3 separate regions of the Homo sapiens genome follow, and regions 1 and 2 are each linked to region 3. A link is a loop called in an ENCODE intact Hi-C map of the cell type or tissue named here. Cell type or tissue: PC-3. All regions are shown on one strand. Links, peaks and the distances in the headings refer to the core of each region. The heading gives the core; the rest is flanking DNA.

Region 1 (8,302 bases), core at 2,919-6,918, 68 kb before region 3:
ATTCTGACTTAAAGCCTGACATTAAATGCAGCTGTACAATTGAAATACATCAACTCACTCGTCACTGTAAAGCCTGCCACCAGATGCAGCTTAATTTGTCACTTGCCACTCACTGATAGGGTTTTGATATGAGCCTGAAAGCAGTTGATTTATTATGGTCTCTGTGCAGCCAAACCTCGCTGCTAAGGTTAATCTGTATTTGCAGCTGCTCCCAGTGCTAGCATCAGCACTTCAGCTCCACTTCAGATCGTCAGGCATTAGATTATCACAAGGAGCATGCAACCTAGATCTCTTGCATACGCGGTTCACAATAGGGTTCGTGCTCCTATGAGAATCTAATGCCTGCTGCTGATCTGACAGGAGGTAGAATTCAGCAGGTAATGCTTGCTCACCTCTTGCTGTGCTGCCCGGTTGCTAACAGGCCACAGACCCTGGTACCAGTCTGTGGCCCAGGAGGTTGGGGACCCCTGTAAATTCATCATAAAAGGTGTCCCAAGTATTCATTGAAATGTAAATAAAGCTAGATGCTAAGTTTGTCTAAACTTGAAGGATATAACTCTAACCTAGGCTTTTGATTCTTTCTATTTTAAATTCTGCTAACCAGTCTTCTTTTCCTACATGCTGTCAAATTTTAAAATCAATGAGCCCCTTATTCATAAACACTTAAAAAAATATTGATTTTTTTCAGGAGAATCTTGGAAGTGCCCAGCGAATTAGGGGGTGTGAATGAGATTAATTTGCATCATAGTAAGCAGCTCAGAACCTATTTTTGGGTTCCCCTTTCCCTTTTTTAAATTAACTTAAAATGATAAGTGGAGAGTATTTCTTCACCTGTCCTATGATATATTTTTTTCTTCTTTTTCTTTCCCTTCTTATCTCACTTGCCTTCGTTTCAATACTCTTTATCTTTGCCAACAACTCCAGAGCCTGTCCCAACTCCCAAGCCCAAACACACTCCCTTAGGGCTGAGAGTGAGAATTTGTGAAAGACTGGGGAAGGGGAATGTCAAAGGTGAAACAATTTGGCACCCACCTCCGTTGGGTGCATGAGCATTCCTCTTGTTGCTGGAGAGAAAAAAATAGATTTTTTGAAGAGTGAGAGTATTTTTGCAGCACACTAGCTGCTAAGTGTTTGCCAAAGTCTCCCAGTAGTTATCAATATTGTTCATAACATGTGCAGTTTTAGGCGTATTGTGCCTATCTCTGAGGAATTCAGTAGTATTCCAACATTGTCTCATTTTTATCATTTTAAATATTTTTAAAATCTCTATTTGACTTATAGGATAGGAGAAAAATAGTTTTTAACTATACTGTATGAATGGAGAGCACAGAGAAAGGTGCATTTATATCAGTTTCCGAAAGTTATGTAGGTAAATGTTAAGCTAAGTTTATTTTATTATTTCTTAAATATTTTTGGATTTTATATTATCTCAGAGGAGTCAATAACTTCCATTTGCTACTGCAGAAGATAAAACACTACCTCCTGTCTCAACACAACATAATTGAATGATCCTTTTTGTGTAACACAAATGTTTAGAAACTTTGGCAATTATATCACTTTATTCATTTTCATCTGTGTTTGGCATCATATAGGTGCAACTGAAGCTAGCTCTTCTGTTTTCTGATGGGAGGTTGAAAGATTTCATAAGAATTGTGTAGTGGGAACGTTGAGCGTGTATGTCCCAGGCATTGTATAAATATTTTATATGTTTTATCTCATTGTATTCCTTACAACAGTATATGAGGTCAGTACTGTAATTCTCATTTTACGCATGTGGAAATGAAGCTAATTGGAAGCTAAATGAAGATAATCAGTGGATTATCCAAGTCACACAGCAAGAAAGTGGCAAAATCAGAATTTTACCCAGGCCAATCTATCTTCGAAACTCCTACTGTTTTTAGTTCTTGTTTAAGATCAATGAATTGTCTGTATGTAATATGTGACTTTCTGAAACTCCACAATCCTATATGCATGAGGATTAGGGCAGTGAGTGTAATCGGTGAGTAGACAGGTCACACTGGCTTTGTCCACGGAAGGCTTTTGTACCAAGGAAGAGGCTCTGGAAATGGACAAAGAATCCTAATGATCAAATAAGCCTCAATGGAATAAACTAAAAAATGAAGTATCAGGCCAGCACCAAGTATTTGGTTTTTGTAGTGTTTTTTTTTTAAGTATAAATACACTTAGAATTTTCAAAACTTTAGGAAAATAGTCAATGATGTCAAGATGTATTCTTGGACTGGGGGATATTTTTCTGGCCACGGAATCACTACCATGGATTCAAATAAAGGTAGATTTTCCTGTTAGAAGAGTAATATTTGTCCAGTAGAAAAAGTTTAAAATTGTAGAAAATATAAAATATGTTTTTCAATTGTCCCAGTTCCTAAAGACTACTGTTCATATTTTGGTTATTTCATAAATTTTAAAATTAAAGAATTATTTAGAGATTAACTGGACTAATTTTTAAGATGAGAGAACTGAGGGTTGAGAATCCTTAAGTGTCTTACCAAGGGATACTAATGATTAAAAAGAGGTATCACTTTGATCACGATGAGGCACTTTTGTTGCAATTACTCCCTCTAAACGACTCAAGTCATTTGTTTCATCTGTAGACTTCACATGTAAATGATTAACTATCCCTGAGAATAACATTTGAAATGGCTTGCTTCACACTACATGAATTCATATTTTAAAAATTCTTAGGTTTAATTAGTGCCATGACTCATAACAAAGGAACTACATTAAGCAAAGCCTAATGTAAGTCTTCTTTCCTTATGCAACTATGAGTGATTGGAATAAGTGGATTTGGTTAAGCAAGATCAGGTTTTGGGGTGGAAGTAAGCTTATCAAAGAATAGAAGGTGATTGCCTTGGTACTGTGGGCAATGTGGTTCACTTAGTCCTGGGTGCTGCAGCAGACACTTCCATCAATGCCCAAGGATCTTTTGGACTGGAATCTGAGCAGATGGTGCCTGAGAGCTCAGCTCTCTTGTTTCCCCTTCCCTGATCAACTTCTCCTTCTTCCATCTTTCTCAACTCTCTTTTCTTGGAACCTCCGTAAGTTAGAATACAGAAATAACTGCTGCAGTGTTGTCAGGTTGAAACACGTTCCCCATTGATTGGTGGTCTCTTGCACTGGACACAGTTGTATAGCTTCTTTTTGCCTGTGGACCCAATATCAGCTGCATCCTCCTAATCTCACTTTTGAGTTTATTTTGGAAACAAAGATTGGAAGAAGATTTTGCTCTTTGTTTTCATTTCCATTATTTAGCTGATATTTTTCACTCATTTTTTTTTACTCATAATTGATTCCTTATCTAAGGATTAAAAAGTAATTTCCTCAGCTCTACTCATAGTCTTGTATCATTGTAATGGTTTTACTACTGATTTTTTTTAAAGGCAGAGATAGATGAATAAAAATAAGGATTTTTACAAACTGTGCAACCATGGGTAAATTACTTGACGTTGAGTCAAGAGGGATCAATGTTCTCACCTGAATCACAGGAGTAGTAATAGCACCTGACTCACTGGGTTGTTGTGGGGATGGAATGAAGGGCATTATGTAAAGCAATTAGCACCTTGCTAGAAGTAGTAAGTGCTCAATAGAAGGTAGCTATTATTATAATTGCTTTATATTAGATTCCGTTTCAGTAGGTCAGGGGTGGAGGCTGAGAACCAGTACCTTGGGTGATCCTGAAGCAACCCATTTCTGCTCTAGGCATTATTCCCTATCTTTTTTAATATTAATAAAGTAAAAAAGATTCATAGACTCAAATATGATAGTGGTTATGCTTTTCACATCCAGTGATTAGGAAACACATAATGGCAAAGTTGCCCTGAATGTATTAATGCTTTGAAATAAATTTGTATCTTTTAGTTCAGCATAATAGTTATGTTTGAAAATAGTAGTAGGTATATGTCACGGATATTGTATATTTAGCCCAAAGACAATGCCCATTTGGTATTTAAAATCTATTTTCATAATGTATGGAGAGATTCCTTTTGGACCTTGTGCCTGCCAGGTCAGAAGTCAGACTACTTCATTCCCAAAGAATTCTGTGGAACATGACAGATCCTTTGCAAAAAAAAAAAAAAATATTTGGTATAAAGTTAATAGATATTTACCCAAGAGAAATGAAAACATATGTCAAAAGAGAAACTGGTGCTTGAATGTTTACAGCAGCTTTATTCATAAGGGCCCCAAATTTGAAAGAACACAAATGTCCATTAACTGGTGAATAGATAAACAAATTGTGCTACAAGCATTTAATGGACACTACTCAGTAATAAAAAGAAATAAATTATTGAGACAATACAGATAAATCTCAAAGACATTTACTAGGTAAAAGAAGTAAACACAAGCCATAAAAAGGAATGAAATAATGTCTTTTGCAGCAACTTCGATGAAGCATGAGGCCATTATCCTAAGTGAAGTAACACAGGAGTGGAAAAACCAAAAACTGTATGTTCTCACTTATGAGTGGGAAATAAGCTATGAGTATGCAAAGGCATAGAGTGACATAATGGACTTTGAGGATTCAGAAGGGGGAGAGTGATGGGGGTAGGAATAAAAAAGCTACACATTAGGTACAATGTACACTACTCAGGTGGCAGGTGCACTAAAACCTCACAATTCACCGCTATATAATTCATCCATGTAAAAAAAAACCATGTGTACCCCAAAAGCTACTGAAATAAAAATTAAAAAAGGAAGTAAACACAAAATCTTACATACTATATAATTCCATTTATATAACATGCTGGAAAAAAAAACAATAGAGAAATAATCAGATCAGTGGTTTTCAGGGGCTGGGGTTGGGTAAGGGGATTCACTACACAGAAGCCCGAGGAAAACATTTGGAGTGATCAAACTATTATATTTGTTTATGGTGATGGTTACATGACTGTACCCATTTCTTAAACCTCATTGCACTGTACAATTAAAGACGTGAGTTTTACTGTATGTAAATTATATCTCAGTAAACCTGACTAAAAAAACTAAACTAAAAAATCCAACTAAAGCAAATGAAAAAAATTCTGAGTGCCTATATCCCTATGTAAAAATATATTTTATTTGTAAAATATGAAATGTATATAAATATATAAAATACATAGATTTAAAACCTATATTAAATATTGCATATTTAATATATTTATATAATATAATTATGTAAATTATATAAATATAATTTAATATATGTTAAATATATAAAAATACATATTTTATATATAAACTATGTAATATATATTAAATATATCTATGTTTTTTAGCTAGATTTCTTCATTCTGTGATTTCAATATTAATCTATATTGATACATATAGATCAAATTCATTCATTTTTAATTGCTATATGGTATTATATTGCATTTATATGCTATTAATATATAATATATAGTATTTAAGTTACCACAGTTTATTTATAGACATATATTTGGACTGTACCTAAATTTTCCTAATACAAGACCATAGTGAACAGCCAAATTTGTATCTTTTTGTGCATATATGCAAGCATTTCTCTAAGGTTATAAACCTAAAAGTAAATTCTTGAGCCAAAAGTATGTGAATCTTCAACTTTAGTATTGACAATTTACTGTTCAAATTTGTTGACCCATAGCATTTTCCTTCTTCTTTTCTTTTCTTTTTTTTTGGAGACGAAGTCTCACTTACTCTGTTGCCCAGGCTGGAGTGCTGTGGTGTGATCTTGGCTCACTGCAACCTCCGCCTCCTGGTTTCAGGCTATTCTCCTGCTTCAGCCTCCCTGGTAGCTGGGATTACAGGCATGCCAGGCTAATTTTTGTATTTTTAGTAGAGACAGGGTTTCATCATGTTGGCCAGTCTGGTCTTGAACTCCTGACCTCATGTAATCCGACCCCTTCAGCCTTCCAAAGTGCTGGGATTAGAGGGGTGAGCCACCATGCACTGCCAACCCATAGTATTTTCTATTTTGGGCGTTTTCTCTTCAAATTTTTTCCATTTCTTTTCTTTTTATACTGTTTGCTTAAGTCATTGGTTCTCAGCCCAAAGGATTTTAAATTATATAATGTCTAGGTCCCACTCCTGTGATTCTGACTTAGTTGATCAAAAATCTAGTGCACAGCTGGGTTTGAGAACCACTGCATTGGTTCATCTTATCCAAACCCATGGCCTTCAATACCATGAATACACCATGGGTCTCAAACATGGACATCTTGCTCAGATTGCTCTTCTGAACTTCAGTCTCCTATATCCATACTCTCTGATGTCAAATTCAACATGTCCAAAGCTGAATTCTTTAACCACATCCCCTCCCACTCCCCCAGGAATCCTCTGCTTCTCTCCTAATGTTCACAAACTCAGTAGAGCAACTATACCCTTGCTGGCTCAGGACAGAAAATCCTGGAGTCATCTTTACTCCTTTATTTCTTTTACTTCCCACAACCACTCCAATGGCAAATTCTGTGGGCTACGTTTTGGAAATATATCCAGGATTACACCAAATTTTTTTTATCACCTCCACTGCCTACTCTTATTGAAGTCATGGAATTTGATTTATTAATATGCTATTAATAGATAATATGTGACATTTAGTATATCACAATTTATTTAGCTACTTCCTCATAGACAGATAGCTGGGTTGTTTCTAAATTTTCCTTGTTACAATACTAGAATGAACAGCTAAGTTCATACCTTTTTGTACATATATGCAAGTATTTTTCTAGGGTCTATCTACCTGGATATTGCAATATATACCACTTTGGTCTCCTTTTAGCAACCTTTGCCCCTCTGTTATGATTTATTTCCTACAGAGCAGCTGGAGGGAACCTTTACAAATCTGTATTAAATAATATCCATCCTCTGCTCAAAGTCCTGCAAGATCTTTCAGATAAGATTGGGCACGTTCAGGGTGGTATGGCTGTAAATCCTGCTAGACCTTTCAGTCAAGTTTGGGTAAAAGCCAATGCCTTTACCATTGGCTACAAAGCCTTTTATGACCGTAAGACCCTGCTATTCCTGTCTCTTTCTCTCCTCCCATTCTTCATTTTGCTTACTTTTCTCCAGACACATTGGCTTCAGTGTCCTTCATATGCTTCAAGCACGCCCCTACCTCGGGACCTCTGTATTTGTTTCCATTACCTAGAAGCCCAATCCTTCATCAGCATGGCTGGCTTCCTCGTGTTTTTTTATCTTTACATAAATATTGTATTCTACAGCATCCTTTCTGAACCATTCTGTAAAAAAAATAGTGCCCCACCATCATTCTCTATTTTTATCTCCTTTATTCTTCCTTAGAACATTTATCACACATGAGCTATTATCTAATTATTTGTTTATTGTCTGCCTCTGTCTGCCTGGAATATATGTTACATGGGAACAAAATATGTGTGTTTAGATCATTGCTATATCCCAGCTCTTTAAAGCTCAGTATATTGTATGTATATATGTATGTAGGTATGTATTTTTCATAAACATTTATTATATATTTATTATGTATACATGTAATCCTCATATTAACTCATTTTGTGCTCACAATAGCTCTTGAAAGTATAATACTATTATCTTGATTTACAGATGAGAAAATGGAGGGTCAAAAAGGCTAAGTGACTTGACCAAGGTCAAAGAGCCAACTGAAAGAGGAGCCAGGATTTGAAATGCAGTTTGTGCTCTTGACCATTACATGGTACTGCTTCTCATTGTAGGTGCTCAAAAAACATTTGTTGAATGAATAAAACAATGATGGAGGAAGGATTTAAATGACAATGAAAAAAGGCATAGTTTATTAGATGTCTTTAAAGTCAAAGTCCTCATTTAAAGCCATGACTTTTTATTACACAAGTAAACAGTCATGTGCTAATTTGCATGACTTCACTGAAAAGATTAGGATGCAATTTATTACCATTAATAAATTTATTGCCGTGTTTTAATATTCAGACAAGTTGTGAAACTTATAGAGAACACTCCCAAGTCTTTTCCTTTCTAAGTAATAAACGAAGTTAGCATTTAGGATCTTCCAAGAGTATTGAAAAATGAGAAATTCCAAGTAGAATCTGAAATAACAGAAATAGTGGCAGCAGGACCTATTTTAGTGGCCCAGGTGGTTGTGTTTTAGTCCCAACCTTCAACATTTGAAAAAAGCACTCATTCCAGGATAAAAATAAGAAGCGTACATTACACATAACAGGGTCTGTTTTTCACCTTGATTCAGGGGAACAGACTGCTCTAAGAAATTCTTCTGGGAACTACACAATTCAGTTCTATTTTATAAACTTACGAAATAATTTATTTCTTAAAAGTGTGGTAACTTGAGGTTATAAAAGAAAAACAA
Region 2 (7,880 bases), core at 3,881-7,880, 92 kb after region 3:
TATTTACTTTTTAGAATGCATTTTGAGTGAGGAAGTGGTTAACAGTTTGCCTTTGCACAAGTCAAAAAAGAAATGTGTATTATATTTTAAGTAGTTAGAACACAAAAATAATATGCCAACATGAGGTCTACCTTAGGTTTTTAAATCATATCAATCATAATTGAGGGCTTATCAAATCAAAGATATAGGACTGGGGACTGCCTTGCCTAAAACTTGTTTAGTATGAAATGTGTCTGACATGGATCTGCATGGGCTGCAAGTGTAAAATATGCACCAGAATTTGAAGACCAAATAAAATAATTAAACTATCTCTTTCATAATTTATCATATTGATTACATGTTGAAATGATAATATTATAAATATAATGGGTTACATAAAATATATTATTCAAATCAATTTCACCTATTTCTTTTAAATTATTTAAATTTCATTATAATATTTGACATTACATATGTGGCATATATATATATATATATATATATTTTTTTTTTTTTTGAGACAGTGTCTCACGCTGTCCTCCAGGCTGGAGTGCAGTGGCGCCATCTCAGCTCACTGCAACCTCCGCCTCCTGGGTTCAAGCCATTCTCCTGCCTCAACCTCCCAAGTAGCTGGAATCACAGGCGTGTGCCACCATGCCTGGCTAATTGTTTTGTATTTTTAGTAGAGATGAGGTTTCACCATGTTGGCCAGGCTGATCTCGACTTCCTGACCTCAGGTGATCCACCCACCTTGGCCTCCCAAAGTGCTGGGATTACAGGCATGAGCCACCCTACTGGACTGCATATAGTCTTATATTGTATTATTATAATATACATCATAACACATATATGATGATATATAAATGATATATAAATTATTAATCATAATATATGATGATATATAATATAATATATCATAATATTATAAAATATTACTTTATTTTTTATTGTATAGTACTACTTTACTGCTTTTGTGGTCAATATTCTTTCTGAGTTATTTTTTACATTCTATGGCTAACTAATCTCTCAAAGTTCAGAAGCACTTCATTAGTATTAACATTTTCAGTGGTAACTGGTTTTTCTGAAAATGTGTGATGACTACAATTATTTCTGAAATAGTTGCATTATTCGTTGCTCTTAAAATGTTAATCATATTACTAGAACTTTTATAGAGTGTTATAGGAGTTGTCAAACTCTGGCATCTGAAAAACAGAAGTAGAAGAAATTAGAAAGAAGTAGAACTTTAAGTCCTGACATTTATGTCACAATGCTCAGTGGCCACTTTTGCAAGAAAATTACCCTATGTGAGAATATGTTGGTTTGTGCCAAGTGGAGATTTAATACTGTAAGCTTCCCGGCAAGCAGGGAAAGATCTACTAAGTACCACCTGCTTTTCAAACAAAAGTTTTATATCTGGTCTTTGTCAGACTATACCACAGCTCATGTAAACCGCATACTTTTCTTAGTTCTTTCAACAGTGCAGTTTCAAACGCACTCGTAGATTACCTGTGGTTGCATTCTGAAGCTAAAGACTGGGAGAGTAATTTGGGTTGGAGGTGGTAATAGTCCTATAAGACTGGAAGTTGCAAACGCATTAAAAAAAAAATCAACTCCCTCTTCACTCCAAATAGACAGCAGGGAAATAGTTTCTTCTCACTCTTCCTTTTGGCCCACTTTTCTTTTTCATTATTTTGATTTTGGTGTGACGTCTGTACATGTCTAAGATATACACCAGCTTAATAAACACACAGAATCACTCCTAAAGGAAGCTTCCTTATAGGTCAGTGCACTTTTAAAACCATACAAATATCAGATTAATTTGGGATTTGAGAAAATCTAACATTAGGATCTCATCCAAGATCCACATAGTTCAGTTTTACTATAAATTTGCAAGGCAAAAACGTAGAGCCAAGATTAAAATATGTAGACTTCTGAAAAAACTGTTATTTTTTACAAGTCAGTTTAGCATATTTAAACGAAATCATTTATATCACTGCATGGATTTTTACTGAAGAGTTTGTGAGTCAATCAACCAACCAGTAAGTTAATAAGATCATCAATGAGCAACGAGTATCAATAATATGGAACTTTATTAGTTACTTTGAAAATGGAGTAAGTCGGAATGGTCCGGTTAGTGACCACTTAATTGGAGATACGACTGATGCACCCATGGAAATATTTTATGGAGGTGAAACTTTGAGCCTTAAAAAATGAGTATAACTTAAGGGAAGAGAGAGAGGGTTTTGGGCAAAGGGAAATTTTTGATTTAATAGTAGGAGAATAATATATCTCAGAGGCAATAAGAAAAACCAGTATCAAATGTCTCATGTCAACAGTGGGAAATAAGATTGGATGGGCCAAAATTTTACAAAAATGGTAGAAATTTTTTTGCCTTAGGCATAGGAATTTCCCTTGATTTGGGAGATACCAGGGAATTTATGTACTTTTCTGAGCATAAGAGTAGTGTGAGAAAGTTAGCGTTCAAATGGCATTCTAGGGAAGGGATGAGAAGCAGAATACAGGATCTGAGGCCTATTGAGATAGGTGAGAGGAGGATGACCACGGTGAATAAGCACTTGGCTGTAGTAAGGGAAGGGAAAGATGCCTGGGAAATCATGAAGAAAGATTTGATAAAGCTTAATAACTGTGATGATGATCTTATGAAAATCAACTTTTAAGAAAAATTAAGTGCAGCTTTTAGTTGCATTTTGAGGTTCTAGTCTTCTACTCTTATAGACATGTCTTGCCCAGAGAAGTCCTTCATAAGTATTTATCTATATATTTACTTTTAATATTTGTTAAAAAACGAATCAATGGACTAGTTTTCAAATATACATCCCCATTAAAAATATCTGCCTACAAAAATATCACAGCACAATGCAACAGGTAATCCTACTTTTCCCCTTTCCTTCGATTTAGACTGTTTCTCCACCTTGAATAATCTCTCCTTTATCTCTCTGAAATTCAACACATTTATTAAATACCAACAAAAATGCCACTTCACTGTGTTTCTTGATTTATTCCAGCTAAAGGTATCTGCACTTTTATTTTCATAATTAATCAGCAATCATAGCTCACACTCTGTTTTAATTTGGTATATTTATTTCATCAGCTACTTAATTGGTACTTCTTGGAGGATAGGGAATGTGTCTCATGGGTCTTTATATTTATTCCCTATGTAGTTTAGATCAGTGTTCTGCATGGAGTAGGTGATGTATAATTTACTATTAAGTTACACTGAATTATTTGGTGACACTGTCCTGGTTCAGACACATGGCTGGTTCTCATGTGAGCTATTATTGCAGCCTGCTAACTCATCGCCCTGTCTCCAATCGAGCCTTATATTGATACCCAAGTCATTTCCATAAATTTTACTTGAGATTGGTGTCACATTCCTGCAGAATAATATCCCAACCACTAGTATTTAAGGCTATCACCTGGTGATTCCTTTTTCTATCCTTTAGGCCACAGGAGAAGCTCTTTTGAGGTGTTATCATTACCTCAAGCAGCCCCAAGCTGCTCTTTAGCTAAGATGTCAGAAATTAGATAAAACACTTGTGCTTATTGCCATTGGCCAAAATGGCTTCCTAAAGTTGTCAAAAAGCATCAAAGTCAGACCCAGGGAACGTGTATACATGTTAACACTTACATTCAATAGTGGTGATGTTCTCTGTAAAGTCAGGTTAAGTCCTTTAGCTGCAATTTTGAGCTAACATAGGAAAACAAAGAAACAGTCTAGTGGCTGACACAGGCAGACACTTCCTAGTCTCTATACTGTCCAAATACACAATGCACTCCCTTGCATAACACCTCTCAAGACACAGAGAAATGCACAATCACTGTTTCCCTTCACTGTCCAACCCCACAAGGTGAGAATCACTACCATACATGATCAAATACTGTGGTTAAACAACAACACAACACAAACACATCTACTAAAGATCTGCTTCCTATGACATTTTGGGTGACCACTATAGGTAATTTTATTGAAACTCATTTATTGTCTCCCTGTGCTCACATGACAGATAACATATAAGTTTCTATTTTTTTTAGTAAGATCATATGAAATTAATATATTTTAAAATATCATTGGGCTGAAAATATATGAACAATGAAATATCAAAATGAGTGGACTGTGGATCCTAAGTGTGTGAACTCTGGGAAACTGGAACATTAAGTAATATTTATTTGTGGGTGAATGTGGTTTCTAATCTTAAATCTATTTCAGTTTGTTCCACACTACAGAACATTGGAAAATACTACCTGAATATAGTCTGTGCTTTTAGCAGCCCTGAAAATAAAAACTTCTGTTTTTTGTTAGTATAATCTGGCCTCTTCTTTTATTAAAGGTCAAAAGTTATAGAGACTTTGCCAACTAAGAGGTAGTTACTTATTTTTGCCAAAGAAAAAAGTTCTACAGATATTTTCAGACATTTGAGCCAGTGGGGTTTAAAAAAAGTCTTGTCCTTAATTGCTTGTGCATTGGTAGATCCTTGTTTCATCAAAATTTGTTTGCAAGATCTTTTAATACTCATCCATTCATTCAACAACTATTTATGCAGCTCCCATTGTACAGCAGGCACTATGCTAGGTGTTGGGATTCAGTGGTGAGCGGAAAAAGGCCAAGGGTCCTCAAATTGTGGTTCCTACAATTTGGTGGAGGAAGATATAGAATTATTAAATAATCAGACAAATTAATGAGAACTTACAACTCCATTAAGTGCTCTAAATTAGAGAACCTGGTGCTATAAGACCATCTAAAAGGGGATCTGACCGAGGTAAGGAGGTCAGGGAAGCTTCCCTAAGGAAGTGGCAATTGCATTGATATGTGCATGAGTAAGAGCTAAAACTGAATTCCATGCAGAGGAACTATTAGGTGCTAAGGTCCTGTGAGGCCAGTGGGCATGGCACCTGCTAGGAAAGTAGGACAGTGTGGCTTAGCAGAAAGAGCTGGGAGAAATGTGGTAGAGTCAAGGTTGGAACAAAAGGAGGGGTCAAGCCATGCAGGTGTTAGGCCATATTAGAGATACTGTCTTTATCCTAATTGTTTGCAAAACCTGTCAAGGTGTTTATAAGCAACTGGAGACAAGATCAGATTTGTCTTGAAGGGATCCCTAGAGTTAAAAGGCAGGAACACATTGGTGTGGGAGAGGGGGAAGAGTGGGTGAGAGGAGATGAGACTATTGCAGTAATCTAGGCATCAGATGGTGGTGTCTTTGATCAGAGTGGTAACAGAGAGTAGGCTGTAGAGAGGTTTGAAGTAAAATAAATGACTTGGTGACAAATAGGATGATATATGGCATGACTCCTGAGTTCCTCTGTTGGTCAAAATCTTTCCAAATTAAGGATTATGCTAGACCTGACACATTTATTCTCCAAAGAAATATTTGTTTCAATGACTCTTTGGATTCATTTATTCAATCAATATTTATGGAGCACCTATTATGTATTATTCTGGCTGCTGTGATACAGTAGACAAGGCAGTCTCTCTAATAGAGCTTGTGTCTGTTGGTGCCAGAAACTCTGGCTAAGGTGAAAATTAGTGCAATCACAATGGAAACAGTAAACTACTGGAGGTCAATTTTTCTTCTGGCAAATCAGAAAAAAAATGTTCTTAGTGCTTTATGATTTCTAAAGTCCCTTACTACTTTATAAAACCAGAAAGGCAGGAAGGTCTAAAATGAAGAGTCAGAGAAGACAATGGGGACACCCAAGGTCACAAAGCTATGAGAAATGATTACTTTGCGTCAGTTCTTCCAACTCTAAAATCAGGGTTCCTCCTCCTTTTTTATTAAGACCATAATCAAGGACATTGAAAAAAACAGCCTGCTGAGGAAGGGGTGCTTTTTAATTAGCCAGTTTGAAAACAGATTCAAGGGCTTCCTCTCTCAAGTGGAAAAAAGCACATTTCTGGATTTAAGTCTAAGAAACGAAAGCGCACTTCTTTTGACTTTATCATTACCTAAAGTAACAGATTCTTTGTTGGCCAAATGAAGGCATGAAAATCAGGAAAATTCTGAGATTTTCTATTGATACATTATGGAAGGGAACAATTTCAGGTATGTATCTTGGAAGCCCATGCTGGTACTTGTGGGGGAGCTTGGAACCAATGGAAAGTAAATAAAGACAGGCATACATTGACCTTATTTGGCTTCTTTCTTCATTTGAGAAGCTTAATTATGTGAATAATTTTTGTGCTTGTCTCCATTACATTTACTTCTCATATTTAGCTGGTACTTAGATACAGAATCCTTTAGATCAGTGTTTCATTAACAAGCTTGATTTTTTTTTAAGATTAGAAAGCATAAATGCAGTGGTTCTAAGGATGTGACTTCCTTAGGTCTGCATAATGCTTATAGGTTTTAAAAAAAGAATTATCTGTCTGCAACTATCATTTCTCAGTTCTGAAGACTGTCAATTCTCACTGGGCAGGCACAAAAACTGAAATGTCTTTTACTATAAAGATGTTTTCCCTTTATCTGCCACATTTCCAGTTATCAAAAATAAAATCACATCTAGACTCCAAGTGTTCAATATTATTTATCAAAATAAATTTATTAAAAGTATTCAAAGACCACTTCAAAGTGTAGCTGCCTTCAAGACAGATTTTTGGCACTCATAACGGACACTGCAGTTTTCAACACCATAGCACTCATTCTATTTCACACATCATTTTTAACAATGCAAACACGGACCATTTCAGTTTTAGCATTACATGAGACAACAGTACTGATGATCTGTGGTCATAAGAACTTCAATACCGTTGCACATAGTAAACACTTCACTGTTACTGAATCCTAAACTAAAACTACTATGTGGTAACATGGATCGATTTAGGGAAAGATGTACAACCAGCTACCTAAGGCCACATAATCCCAGATCTATTGATTTTAAATGCTTTTGGACCAACAGTATTACATTGTCTCTTTCATCATCTTACATTCCTGCTTTTCAGAGTGAGACACCACGTTCAGACCACCTATTCCCTTCTTGCGTTCTGTACACAGTGAGGGAAGCTGTTCTGATACCAGCTTCTCCTAGTCAGTTACTGGCTTCCTGATTCACTACCCAACTTTGAATCAATAGTTCTGAGTGATGTTTCCTGAACACCCAGGCTGAATTCAAGGTCAGTCTTTATGGCAGGTCACAGTCCTTCCCCTCAGGAAAAAGAATGAAATGTCCTCCATTTCTGGGCTCCCTTTTACATTTCATGTAGCATGAGGCTCTGTGGTGATTTGTGGCTTTTTACACAAGTCCTGGTAGAATTCTGACTCCAAGAAACGAGGATAAGAGTTGTTCTCCATCAAGCTGTATACCCTTTTCTGGGCAGTTGTAAAGCAGCCACTTGTAGCTTCTTGTATATTCTGGGCAATCAGAGTTTTGGTTTGAAAATCTATGTTTATCTGAAATAAAACAAAAAAGTTGTTTATTTGGTATTCAGAGTTAAAGATTAAAATTTAGTATTTGAAAACAAAAAATAAAAATTATGTGTGATTAGCTTTACTAGCTAAGTCACAGGAGAACTTTAACATAACTGAAAGCTACAACGTGGAGGGACTTTTTACCCCTCCTAGCCCGCTTTGTCCTTGATTACTTTGTTTCACTTTTGTGCTAAAGATGTCCAGATTGTGCTGAAATTAGGAACTTGTTTCCTTACCTCTTTTGGAGCTTCCTTTTCTATGAAGTCAGTATATATTTTCCTTGCTTTTGAGGACAGCTTTTGGGGTGATTTGGTTTTTTTGAAGTCTTCACAGGCCAGCCAGAATTCAATATTTTCTTCACAGAATTCCGACTTTAAAAAAGCCCTGAATGCAGCAAGACCATCTGAAGGGGGGAGAAAAGAGAGCATGCAGAATGTGAAGAACTGAGAGACCAAATGATTCCTTATGTTTCTCCTATCC
Region 3 (8,302 bases), core at 2,137-6,136:
TAAAGCATATATCAGCAGAGGTGTAATTCAAGCTTATCGAGGTCTGCCCAAGGTTGTAGAGATGCTGTCCATGCCCTGCCTATATCCTCTTGGCATTCACTGTTCTCACACCAGCCTTTCTGTTTCAAAGGGTTCTGACTTCAAGCACCTGAGACTCTCTACCTGGGCCTTTCTTTTGGCCCATGCCTGGAGCAGTCCAGGAAAGATTGGAGCTATGGCCTTGAGAGTAGACCTCAGCCAACAAAGGAAGGAGTTGGAGTGTAAGTGTCTCAGCTTCCTCTTTTGTGTGGACAGTTCTGATGACTGGTCTCCACAATTTCCCAGAAGTCCCAGTAGGATTTATTCCCAGTTACAGAATTAACATTTGCATTAACACACCTTGTATGGGTATCTTCTTTCTGTCTTACTTCTTCAGCTCATCCAGCAGTGCTTCCTGGAATCACTTTCCAAATAATCCATGAACATATCCTTTCCTCAGGGTCTGCTTCTAGGGGAACCCATCCTAAAATAGAGGATAAAACTTCTGCTCTTTCCACTGAACAATTCTGCCTCCTTCATCCATTCTGTCTTGTGATGCAATTGATAAGAGGCTGCATGACGCAGTTCACATGAGGAACTCTGTAGGCACACAAACCCAGGGCTTCACCCTAGCTTCTGTACTTGTTAATCACCTGACCTTAGGCAACTGAAACTCTGAGTCTCAACATTCTCATTGGTAAAATAGGTCAACAATAGAGAAGTTCCTCTATTACACTTTCAACTGCTTCCACTTGATGCTGTTTCTAATACTAGATTTGTTTATGAGCACCTATGAAAGTTAATAAATCTAAGTAATAATAAAGAAGTAACTTGTGGCAAGATGTTAGTGATAGCTTGAATAAAGTCATTTTGTACTTTTGCATAAATGGACTTAGAACAGCCTCTAGGAACATGTCGTACTGGTGAGTCAGGGAGTTTCTGTGCCTACTGGGCAGAGATAGTGTGAGTATGGCACATATTTGTGTGAAGAATACAGCTTCATGTCTGACAAGAGGAGCTGAGTGAAAGAGAGTCTTTGTAGTTGCCTGTCTCACTCTAGATTTTACATTCCTAGATGGCAGAAACTGTTTTATTAATCTGAGATATTTCATTATAGCAACTGTGCAAAAATGAATAAGATAAATTTTACACTCCGCAATTCTTTTTATAACATATTTGCAGTATTCATAACATATGAAACAAACCAAGTAACCAGCAGCTCGCTGTACTGGAAGCTCACTTAACAAATACAATCTCATTCATTTCCACAGCTTCCTTACAGCAGATTTCCTTCTTTCATTTCTCTGTCCCATTATCACATCATTGGGCTTGCTTTAATTCATCTACTTTTTAAAATTTTTTAAATTTTATTATTATTATACTTCAAGTTTTAGGGTACATGTGCACAATGTGCAGGTTAGTTACATATGTATACATGTGCCATGCTGGTGTGCTGCACCCATTAACTCGTCATTTAGCATTAGGTATATCTCCTAATCTTGCCTCTTCTGAGAGCTTTCCTTCCCGGATTCTCAGCCTTTGGATCTCATCTTCTAACTATCAACTTAGTCTTCCTTGTCTCCTTAATGCACTGGGGTGGTTTCTGGAGTTGGAAAATTGTTTTTTTCACTTATATTACTGACTTCATCTAACTTCCAACTTCTATATATATAACAACTAATAACATATTCACAGCTACAAATAATTTTCTCTCAATAACAATTCAATAATATTACATAGTTACTGTCTCTTACTCACTTAGTATTTCCTGAACTCTTCTTCTCCGATAAATACAGATGGTTAAATCCCTTTTCTTATTCTTAAATTGTCTACTTTCACTATTTCTCTCCTTTCATCAGGTTAATTACCTACGTAAACCCAATGTTGTCTTACTCGGTGGGTTTTTATCTAGACCAGTGTTGCCCAATAGAAATTTCTAAGATGATGGAAATGTTCTATATCGGGCTGTGTAATAAGGTACTCACCAGCCACAAGTGGCTACTGAGCACTTGAAATGTGGCTTGTGTGACCACGTATTAATAATTGATAATACTTCATTCTCTATCCACTGGAAACTTACATTGAGGAGCAATATAGCTCTGTGGCTGGGAGGACAGGCTTTGGAGTGAGGTGGCTCTGGGTTGTTACACTGGATTTACTAGCAGAGTGACTTTGGTTTGAGCAAGTCAGTCCACCTCTATAGGTCCCCATTTCCTCAGTTAGAATATAGGCATAATAATAGTCCCTATCCCATAGGGTTGGTGTGACTATTAAATAAAATACCCAATGAAAAGTGCTTAACCTCGTGCTGGGTATGTAGTAATTATCAAATAAATGTTTTTGCTGATGTTATTATTTAAAAAATTATTTTCTAGAGCAAAATTACTTATATGCTCCCAAATGAATCTCCAAGGATAAAACTGCAGCAACAGTAGATAGTTTGGAGATAGATAGTTGTTGAATGAATGAATAAACAATGAATGAATGAATTACTATGACGAACAAATGTTCTGTTCTTTACATGCTCAGGGTCACTTGCTGAGTCAGAAGTAGAGGCAGCAGTAAGAACTCCGGCTATGGCCGGGTACGGTGGCTCACTCCTGTAATCCTAGCACTTTGGGAGGCTGAGGTGGGCGGATCACCTGAGGTCGGGAGTTCGAGACCAGCCTGAACCCATCAGGCTGAACATGGAGAAACCCCGTCTCTTCTAAAAATACAAAATTAGCCGGGTGTGGTGGCACATGCCTGTAATCCCAGCTACTTGGGAGGCCGAGGCAGGAGAATTGCTTGAACCTGGGAGGTGGAGGTTGCGGTGAGCCAAGGTCTCACCATTGCACTCCAGCCTGGGCAACAAGAGTGAAATTCTGTCTCAAAAAAAAAGAACTCCAGCTTTGACTAAATTTGTCTCTGTGCTCTCAGAAAGTTTGCTATATAAGATGAGCATAAAACTCTTACCCATGGCAAGTGTAATTGGGCAGGATGGGACTTTAAATTTCTACTTTATGTCCTGCCTTGTTTGAATTTCTTAGAAGCATGGATTATTTTTATAGTAAGAACAAGCAATTACTGTATATACAATTAATTATACTAATAAAATAGTCACAAAGTAGCATCAAGTACCTTGAATTAGTATTACAGTACCTTATGTGGGTAATGCCTGACTGAACAAGATTAGTAATATTTGGCAATTTTAATTAAAATGTTTGATAGGTTTTTGGGATTAATATTTTCTTTCTGGTCAGCAATGTAAAAAAAAGTAAGATTCACATGAAATTGACATAACAGACCCTCAATACACTCATACACACACATTCTTTTATAAAAATTTGATACAGGAAATTTTAGTCAGAACAGGTTAACATAGTTACCAAACTTCATAGTGATCAAAGCTTTGAGGTCATTATGTACTCATGTTTTTCTCAGAAAGAGACAAAGAGAGGAGAGAATAAAAAAAAAAAGAGACTGTCCTTCCTCAAAGCCAGTAGCTATTGCATAATATATTTTTTTCAATCCATGTGGAGTATAGTGTGAAAGAATTTTATTATTTGCTTTCAGAATTGTATTTGTACTTAGAAATGCTTTGCAATTAGTGGACTATGATATTTTAATAGTTGAATCAATTAAATAAACATGCTAATGTTCATATTTTCCACTTGTAGCTCCCAGATTTAATATAACAACAAAATAAGGAAGTTTATTATTTTATATTATATGCTTAAATTAAGAGAATCATTCATGATTGATTTGGATACATTTGTAAAACCTACATGATGTATCCCTGGTGAAGTCCTGTGAAACACAACCGCTGAACATTGCTAAACTGTACAAAACTTTTAAATAAAACATTCCTATCTCTAATATGTTTGCCAGAATAATGAATCACAGTAGGCTGCTGTCGGTAAGCTAGCAGCCAGTGACGTGTGTTCCTTTTGCTTTCCTTTAACTTTGAGCAAGTGGTTGCAGTTATTATCACCAAAACCAAACTATTGGGAGCGTTCTGATCTGTACGACAGTTTATGCCTCACATGACTGATCTTCTCAAAAAGGTTGTGATGGGCATGCATCGCTGACTCACTTACAATTTGTCAAAATCATGAACAAAACACACATACGCCCCCACTTCTGTTTCTTTAGACTTTTTTATAACCACACTTCATTTCCTTGGCATGTCAGTGTGGGGCTGATGGCAGGATTCAGTGAAAAGTTGGCAAATGTAATAAAGAGTATTCAAACTTTGGAGTAAGTCACTATCTCTACTTCTCAAACAGTTTTGCATTTGTACAATGAGGATATTTACACTTACAGAATAACTGAGCACTTACTGAAATACGTTAAGGCATTTTAAAATTGTTTTTTAATTTGTAAAATAGTACATATTCACCGTAGAAATTTTTAAGATACCAAAAAGCATAAAGAACAAAATAAAAGCAATGTATTATTCCACTACTTCGAGATTACCACTAACAATTTTTTTCTTTTTCTTAACACCAAAATATAAATATACAACTTTGTATCCTGCTTTTTTCACCTCATCTTATAGAAAGTTATTCATCCAAAGTCACTGAATAATAAAGCTTTATTTTTAAACTGTAAAATGCTACATAAATACAAGGTCCATGTGCCATTTGCTGTTCAATCTTCAGTTCTGAGTCTGAAAAAGACTAATGCGTTATCAAGGAGACTTGAAGTATCTATTGCTTATTCCTCAGTGCCCAAATTGACTATTTAGTTTGTTGAATTGAGATGGACTTTTTATTTTCATGTTAATATCAAATTGAAAAGTGCAAGACGTACTCACTATCAAGTAATGGTAGACCTGAACTAACACGGTAAAAACACATTCACAATTTAAGTAGAGAAGCATCTTTGAATTCTACTTTCAATTTCCTAAGCATTTCACCAAGTAGTATGGGAAGCATGGGTTTTTGTCAACAGCATCTCCATGAGTGAAGCTTTGCAAACAAATGAAATAACTTTTGTGAGCTATTAGCAAGACTAGGAAATTAGCAAATTAGTAAACAGGCCAAATTTAAGTTATAAAGTTTTTTGATTGAAATAAGACATTTGGGTAATTTGTAAATCAATAAGGACAGAGGAATAAAGTAGTTCCATACAAATTCATATATAGAATGCCAAGAAACTTCTTTATTTTCCAATATTATAAAAGAAGTAGAAGTGGTCTTAAGAAAGAGAAACCCTTTTAATTATGACTTGGTGATATAAACACTAACGAGACACGTGGCCCAGTGAAATCCCGATGTACCACAGCTGTCTGGCATCCCACTGCACACTGGCAATAGAACATTCCCTGTAGCCTATATTTAAACTTGGCACCTGCTGGGGAATCCCCTGGTGTGGTCCTGAAGTCAGTGGTGCAGCTGTTAATTTCCACAGTTTGCTTTAGTTACTAGGAGGCTGTTGCCAGATTAGGAAGACAGAGGGCCGTATGGATAAAAGACGTACCAGAGCCCTTGGAGTTGCTAGAACATTTCAGAGATCTAGTATGATAGGCCAGATGGACCAGGTTGTGTCACAATTTAGTTCTTGAATTTGGGGCAATAAGCATGGACATAGGGAAACAGCATGAAATGAAACATTCATTATTTATTCAAAGTCTATCAACTGAGTTCCCACTATGTGACAGAGACTTTCCATTTTCTGGAGATGTAGTAATGAACACGATAAATGATATGTTTGTTATCTTAAAGTATACAATAAAATAATCAGCTTTCTTAATGTTTGTTTTTGTATTAAATCTAGAAGATGCAAGTGAAAAATATGAACCTTAGCATGTTTAGTAGAAGAAAAAGACTGTAAATATACTACTGAAGAAACAAAACATGGAATATGATAAGTTAAATATAACAAAATTAAAACAAGACTATAAGTAATAGGGAGTAAATGGGTTGCTATTTTACACTGGGTGATCAGGAAGACCTTTCTAAGGAGATGGCATTTAAGGTGAGACCCAAATAACTCGAAGGATAGAGCCATGCAAAGATGGAGGAGTGAGAACAAGGGAAGATGCTGTCGGCAGGAGGAGCAGTTAGTGCCGAGGTTGAGGAACTGAACAGAAGTGTGGCTGCAGGGTCAGGAGAAGCAAGGGATGGTGTAAAATGAGCCCTAGGTGCCTGATTCTGAGAGCTTTATTAGCCAAAGTAAGGAGTTTGGGTTTATTCTAAATGGTATTGGATGCATTTAAATGGAGCCGTAATATGACAGGCCTCATTTGAATTCCAGCTCCACAGTTCATTTACTATGTGACTTGGGGTAAATTTAATTAATTTGTCCAATACTCAAGACAGTGTTAGCCAGACCTGGTACCACATTCCAGGGATTACACAGATGCATTAGATATAGTCTTTAAAATAGTTCACAGCCTAGTGGGAGACTTCATCTTTTTAAACCTCTTTCCTACTCTGGACAATTAAAATAATAACCTCCAAATTCTTTACAGTATTAGACATGATGCAGAACAAAAAAACTTCTTAATAAATGGTAGTTATGAAGTCTGTTATTATTATGCACTTCCAGTAGGTTATATAAAAGCTTTTAAAAGGAAGTAAAATATAAAAATGTGAGTATTTAATATTTCACATGAGTTTCTTACCACAAAAAGTAATAAAGTGATATCAGTTCTTTAGGAAATGTCTGAAATAAAACATGGAACTGGTCATATGAGGAAAGGTAGGGAATCTGTTTGCATGAGATTTGTATAATATTAGAAAATATATAACACATTTATACACACCACACACACACACACACATTTCCTAGGACTGCTGTGACAAAGTAAAACAAACTGGGTGGCTTAAAACAACAGAAATGTATCTTCTTGCAGTTCTGGAAGCTGGAAGCCCAAAATCGAGGTGTTGGAAGGGCCATGCTCTCTTTGAAAGCTGTGGTGGAGAATTTGTCCCATGCCCTTCTCTTAGATTCTATTATCACTGGCAATCCTTGGCATGCCTTGGCTTGCAGCTGCATGACTCCAATCTCTGTCTCCATTGCCAACTGGCATTCTTCTTCTATGTCTGTCTCTTCTCCTCTTCTTGTAAGGACACTAGTCATATTGGTTAAGGGCCCACTCTACTCCAATATTTTTTCCATAGTGAAAATGTCTTTCCAAATCTTTTGCCCATTTAAAAAAATTGGGTTGTTTGCTATTTTGTTTTAAGACTTCTTTATATATGTATTCTAGATACAAGTCCTTTATCAGACCCTGTACATGTTTTGCAAATATTTTCTCCCAATATGTGGCTTGTATTTTCATTCTCTTAGTAGTGTCTTTCAAAGAGTAGAACTTTTGAAGTCTAATCTTTGGTTTTGAAGTCTAATCTTCATTAATTTACTTTTATGGATTTAGCTTTTGGTGTCATATCTAAGAACTTTGTCTAACCCAAATATTTTCTCCTACATTTTCTTCTGGAAGTTTTAGTTATTTGTTTTGCATTTAGGTCTCTGATTCATTATGAGTTAATTTTTGTATAAAGCAGAAGGTTTGGCTTAAAGTTTATTTTTATTTTTTTGCACGTGAGTATCTCATTTGTTACAACACAATTTTTCGAAAAGACTATCTTTTTTCCATTGACTTGCATTTGCACCTTTTTGAAAATGTATTGACCATGTATGTGTGGATCTATTTCTGTTCCAAGAGTCCACATCCCCATATTTTTGCCAATGCCATAGTCTCTTCATTATTGTAGCTTTATAGTAAGTCTGGAAATCGAATAGTGTGGTACCTCCAGCTTTCTCCTCTTTTTAAAATAATTTTTTGGCTATTCTAAATATTTTGTCTTTCCAGCTTGTTGCTTTCTAGTTTTTTAAAAAAAGTCTTGTTAGGTTTTTGACAGAGATTGCATTGGATGTATAGATTCGTTTGAAAAGATCTGATTTTTAATCTTAAAAGTATAGAGTTTTCCAATTTATGAACACAATATGTATCTTCATTTATTTAGGTCTTTGCCGACTGTAAGACAAAGGAGGGGAAGGACGAGCATTTGCCTTAAGCTGTGTCTGTGTCTAAGTTGGGTACTATTGTAATAGAGGACACTACAAAGCAGAAACTTTGTGCCACTTTTTCAGTTAGCATATTATGTGATAGTCATTGCTCCTGAACATAGGGTTTTTTTTTTTTTGGCATTCTTTTAAACATTTTTGGATGGAGAATGTAGAATTGTAAAATTAAAGAAATAAGTTAACATGAAATCATTCTATACCATGTTTGACTATTTTTAAAAAATGATCACATCCACCTATTATCCCAGGTAGAGTTGACTATATTACT

What was found. Peaks named below come from ENCODE experiments on the same cell type or tissue, not always from the same donor. Only the 100,000 strongest peaks of a DNase experiment are listed, where the experiment ranks them.
Region 1: a loop joins it to region 3, with 5 times the contacts of the local background. A loop is called at or near these places in 4 of 110 quality-filtered maps.
Region 2: a loop joins it to region 3, with 5 times the contacts of the local background. A loop is called at or near these places in 16 of 110 quality-filtered maps.

The regions. Positions count from the first base shown.
Region 1 is chr1:192,969,395-192,977,696 of GRCh38, reverse strand. No RefSeq gene overlaps it. Among named protein-coding and RNA genes, the nearest start is that of RGS2-AS1, 25 kb to the right of the region's middle. In PC-3, for the core only: no CTCF peak of the experiment used is centred there; no DNase peak of the experiment used is centred there.
Region 2 is chr1:192,810,904-192,818,783 of GRCh38, reverse strand. RGS2 (regulator of G protein signaling 2) reads right to left here. Exons shown (of 5, transcript NM_002923.4): 4 at 7,637-7,803; 5 at 6,509-7,382. The coding sequence ends at 7,188. Among named protein-coding and RNA genes, the nearest start is that of RGS2, 5.8 kb to the right of the region's middle. In PC-3, for the core only: no CTCF peak of the experiment used is centred there; no DNase peak of the experiment used is centred there; H3K4me3 peaks cover 1,299 bases; H3K27ac peaks cover 2,442 bases.
Region 3 is chr1:192,900,396-192,908,697 of GRCh38, reverse strand. No RefSeq gene overlaps it. Among named protein-coding and RNA genes, the nearest start is that of RGS2-AS1, 44 kb to the left of the region's middle. In PC-3, for the core only: no CTCF peak of the experiment used is centred there; a DNase peak (open chromatin) is centred at 4,007; H3K4me3 peaks cover 603 bases; H3K27ac peaks cover 2,134 bases.